Linked DNA regions of Homo sapiens: region 2 is linked to region 1. A link is an interaction called in ENCODE POLR2A ChIA-PET data of the cell type or tissue named here. Cell type or tissue: PC-3. All regions are shown on one strand.

Evidence for each region. ChIA-PET counts read pairs that join two places held together with the same protein. Peaks named below come from ENCODE experiments on the same cell type or tissue, not always from the same donor. Only the 100,000 strongest peaks of a DNase experiment are listed, where the experiment ranks them.
Region 2: POLR2A ChIA-PET joins it to region 1 with 14 read pairs; 1 of 35 experiments calls an interaction of 5 or more read pairs at or near these places.

Annotation. Positions count from the first base shown.
Region 1 is chr10:53,356,226-53,358,725 of GRCh38, forward strand. No RefSeq gene overlaps it. Among named protein-coding and RNA genes, the nearest start is that of LINC02672, 330 kb to the left of the region's middle. RefSeq lists enhancers at 1-137, 1,607-2,473, 2,474-2,500. In PC-3, no CTCF peak of the experiment used is centred here; DNase peaks (open chromatin) are centred at 596 and 946; H3K27ac peaks cover 390 bases.
Region 2 is chr10:53,595,441-53,597,940 of GRCh38, forward strand. No RefSeq gene overlaps it. Among named protein-coding and RNA genes, the nearest start is that of LINC02672, 570 kb to the left of the region's middle. RefSeq lists an enhancer at 2,185-2,500. In PC-3, no CTCF peak of the experiment used is centred here; no DNase peak of the experiment used is centred here.

The sequences.
Region 1 (2,500 bases):
GAGGTAGATAATGTTAAATTAGTTTATGGGTACAATGAATACGTTATGGGTTCAATGAATACCCTGAAATCCTTGACTAGGCTACTATACAACCAATGCATGTAACAAAATTGCACATGTGCCCTATAAATTTGTACAAATAAAAAAATGCATAAGGTGTTTGTGAGAATAAAATAATGCACAAAAAGCACTTAGATGAAAGTACTCAGTGAATATAACTTATTATCATTTCTACCGTATTTCTACCATTGATTCTAAAATTTGGATAAATCTTAGTGCAGTGAGGAAGCATTAAATCTTATATTATTCATCAAGGTTCTTCAGAGAAACCATGTGTGTATTTGTGTGTGTGTGTACATATATGCATGGCTGTATGTGTATGCACATAAGAGCAATAAATTTATTTTAAGAAATTACTGTTTCTTCCTCAGGGTACTTCAGTCTTTTTCTCTTAAATACTTCAACCGATTGGGTAAAGTCCACCCATATTATGGAGGGTAATTAGCTTTACTGAAAGTCTATTGATTTAAATGTTAGTCACATCTAAAAACTATATCTTCACAGCAACGTCTACACTGGCGTATGGCCAAGGACTGGCTAATGCAGCCCAGCCAAGATGACACATAAAATAAACCATCACACCTAATTTGTGTGTGTGTGTGTGTGTGTGTGTGTGTGTGTGTTTAGTGGTTTTAGTATAGAAGAAATATGGTATTATTGAATCTGGATGCAACTATCTCCCTTTTTTGAAAAGTTCACTTTCCTGGGGCTATATTAAAGTGATATTGAAATGAAGATATTCTCTGACAACACTGGGTACATTTTTTAAATGTATTTTTTTAAGACAGACTAACAAAAACCCTAACAATTATTATGTAATGTGTGGGTTTTCTAATGAAAAAAATAGCAGAGATCACATCCTTAATAACTTGAGTGAGAGTCATTGTAAACAGAGATGATTCAATAGAGGTGCAGCTCAGAGGGTTCTGGTTGCTTCCAAGAATCAGAATCTGCCATAATTTCAGAAATACTGGGAAGCTTAATATGGAAGAAAATGATTCCCAAAGCTGCACATAAGTATTTGGGAAAAAGAATAAACCATCATTGGTTTTGGAAGGAGATGAATGGCTTTTTCAGAACAAGGTAACCAAGATTTCTTTGAAATGCATTAATTTAAAATGGAAAAAAATAAAACATTTGTCTTATTTTAATAACTTTTTTTCCCCCGAGAATATTGAGAATGAGAAAATGCCATTCCACAGATTTTAGATCTACTGAGACCAAGATTTTATCCGAAGTAATTGATTTGAGAGGTGATTCCAGGAAGCACCATTGGAGGAGTGAACAATTTCAGAAGAGCCTGTGAAGAATGAACTGATAAGCACATTACTACAATAGGCAGCCAGGGCTGAGCCTTGCTGTTGAAACTTTGGGAAATAGCATAGAATAGGTCTTAGAATTACAACAATTAATGTTTGTCAGTGATTGAGGAGTGCTTCTGATGGCACCAAACCCTGCCCTCCCAAATAGGCATTCTGGTTTGTGCAAGTGCTGTATGCACCTCAAAACTGAGAAAGCCTTCAGGCCATCATTTCTGGAATTGCTCATCTATGGTTATTGATGTGTATGAAAGTAACTAGAATCACCATAGCAAATTCTTTGCATACCAGACACACTCTGCCATAGTCTCCTTTTTTAGGAGTACTCTAATTAAGATAATTAGAGTCATCCTTGTTTTCTTACCAGTCTGCCAGCCTGAGGAATCTGCCAAAATAAAGTGGCAGCATATTCTTAGGTTTAATAAAACCTTTACTATGTTCCCTCATAGAAGCATCCCCACCCCCAACTTATCTCCCTGTGGGGACTAAAACTTCTCAGTCTGCAGAGGCTAAAGTTGTTAGAACAGAAAAAAATAAAATAAAACTTTTCCAAATAAATCACTGACAATGCTAGGGAGTGGTGCCTCTTAGATTCTCCTCCTTTATTTCCAGACCCATTTTGTTTGTAGCTATCTGGGACAATTAACTATATAATGGCCATTGGTTCAAAGTATGTTCCACAACTTGAAGGCATCATCCCAGATTTGCTCACGGGTCTTCCCCTAACTGGTACTTAAATTGTACCTTAAAAGTACCATTCCAGTTAGGCCATTAGCTTCTGAGGGTTGCAGTATTTGATAGGACCAGTAAATCTTACGGAGAAGTGCTCAGCACTTTGCCTTCCTGATTGTAAATTGTGCTTGGTCTAAGCATTTGAATGAGGAATCCCATGTTGGTATATCATTCTGTGAGTTCTTGGCTTAAAGTACTGGCCAAGACATAGTGAGCATGAAAGAAACACTCATAATTGAAGTGTATATTCAATTTCAGCTTATCGCTTTGTGCCATTGAATATTCACTTGATGACTTTTTCTAGCCAGTAGTACATGGCAGAAGAAACATTGTGCTAACACTGCCGCAGCTTGTTATTTGCCATTTGGCCAGGAATGTGAGTGAGGCTA
Region 2 (2,500 bases), 240 kb after region 1:
GAACTTAAAAATGACCTTCCTCTTCCCTTTTTCACTTGTTTCATTGAGGTAGTTAGCTGTGAAAAGTGTCAGTGATTGAACAGGATCTACTGGGCATGAAGCAAAGCAGGCTAAAAGCTAGGAGCCAGGAATATGAGCCATGTGAACTGTAACATGTGAGTGTGTTTCTGTCATGTCAGTCGTCCTCTGCAGTTAATCAATGTTATACCTCATGTCATTGCCCTGTAAGGATCTAGAAATGTCTTAGTCTAACATGAGGAGCATGGTTCAAGAGCAATACGGAAGACACCTAGGTTAGGCATTAACATGAGATCGTGAGTAGATAAGGAAACAAAATACTGAGCAACCCAGATTAATAGAGCTTTTTTATAGTAAGATCAGAAGATCATTAGGATTTTTAGAAGACAAATTTAGTGACAGGTTTAACAATAATGGCTGTAGAAAAAAATCAGAATATGGTCTTTCTGAATTAACTTTGAAGTAACACTGTGTCATGCAGCAGCATCTTTAGACCCAACACTATGGTGATAAACATTGTTGGTCAAGTTATGCTTGATTAGAAAGAAGAATAAAACAAGCAGAGGATGAAAAAACCTGGGGCACATGAAAATAAGATTCTTCTTAGTTTTTACTTTTTGTTGCCATGATATCCTCATACTTACAGCTAATAAGAATCTTAGTCCACATATATCTGCTCTCACAAGTTCAATAGAAGCCTTTCTTAAACTCATTTGAGCTTATTTCTTGCATGATCATCTATTAGTGTGTGACAAATACCTCAAAACTCAGTGACATACAGTAGTAGCATGTTTTGTATTGCTTACACATTTGCGTCAACTGGGATAGCTCTGCTCAATGTATTTCTCATTCTTCCGGCAGAAGCAGCTGTACAGAACATTTCATTCTTGTTCTGATGACAGAAAAGCAGGAGAGCATGTAATTTCAAGCCTATGTTTAAATAACACCACTAACTTCTCATTGATCAAATCAAGTCAAATACCCAAACCCAACATTGGTGGGACATGGAAACATTCTCTGCCCACAGTGGGAGGCAGGGGTACACAAATATTTGCTAAAAAAAAAATGAAAAAATGCAAACTATCATAGTCACTAAGCCAGTATATTCTAGCTACTTGAAATTACATAATTCAATTGAGTGCTGTGCAAACCAAGGAAATATAACAGGAAAGAGAGTTGCTTCATGAAAATTTAAATCAATATTTTGAGCTGACAGATCAAAGGCAAATAACCGAAAAAACAGATTCTGCTGAATAAGATATAGGTAACTTTGTTGTAAAATACTGGGGAGGGGGACAAGGATAAATAAATTTCTAAGTGATTCTGCCCTCAGATTGCTTTGCAATGTTCTTTAGCTTCTTACTCCATTAAAAAAAAAAAAAGCTAACATAAATGATGAGTTACTCTAAAATTATGTAGCACTCCAACTGGGAACTGTAGCCCTAGAACGGCATTGGCTGTACGTCAAATGGTATGTTTGTATTTGTGTGTTTGTTTAAATTTCAAATGCAGCATTTAAAGTACTCATGCATTATGATTCATGTTTTATATTAATTTGCTTTTTCAATTAATTAAAAATGACTAGCCTTGATCAAATCAGAGATAAGAACTCCTGATATCAAAAGTAGATTTAATTATTTAAAGAAAAAAATAGTAGAGTTCAGTATAAGTTTATACCTTTAGCTAATTACCAGATCTTCAGAAACTCACTTGACCCTTCTCTTGATGACAAGGTGGTTAAATCAGAATAATAGTTGTTAGTGAATACAAATTCCCAATGAGATCTGTAGCACTTTGATCATTATTCTGGGAACATTAAAAAAAGAAAAAAAGAAAAGTCTTTTCTACATGTCTTCTTTTACTAGATCACCTTCTAATCAGTGTGTTTCCACAAAGGCGCTGTTCAAAGAACTTAACAAAATCATGTCCAAGCTTAAGAGGCCCTCATTTAAACTCAAATATAAGACAAATGTTCAGCTGCCTGAGTCTCTTTTTGTCTAAATGTGATGGCATCATTGATACACTAGAGAACCTTAGCACTGGGAAAGCCACCCAGGAGAAAAGTATATGATTTATGCTTCAATTTGAATTTAAGCTTTCAATTTAAGCTTTAAATTTAAGAAAGTATGTTCCAGACATACTTTCTTGGCTTTTTAAATAATTTTTCCCATGTAACTATAAAACCAAAGGAAATGACTGGGACAAATCTCAATCAATTTAGAGGTTTATTTTGCCACAGTTGAGGACGTGCCTGGGAAAAAGGAACACAAAATCACAGGAACATCTGTGATCCATGCTTATTCCAAAGAGAGTTTGAAAACTTCAATGCTTAAAGGGGAAAAAGCTTTAAATAGGGGAAAGAGGGAAGAAAAGAGGCAGAATAAATAAAAGACTTGAAGCGGTTGCATTCCTCTGAGGCTTTTAATGGTGTTCACTGAATTCACATTTTACATGTGAAAAGAGTGGGTAGAGGAACAGTCAA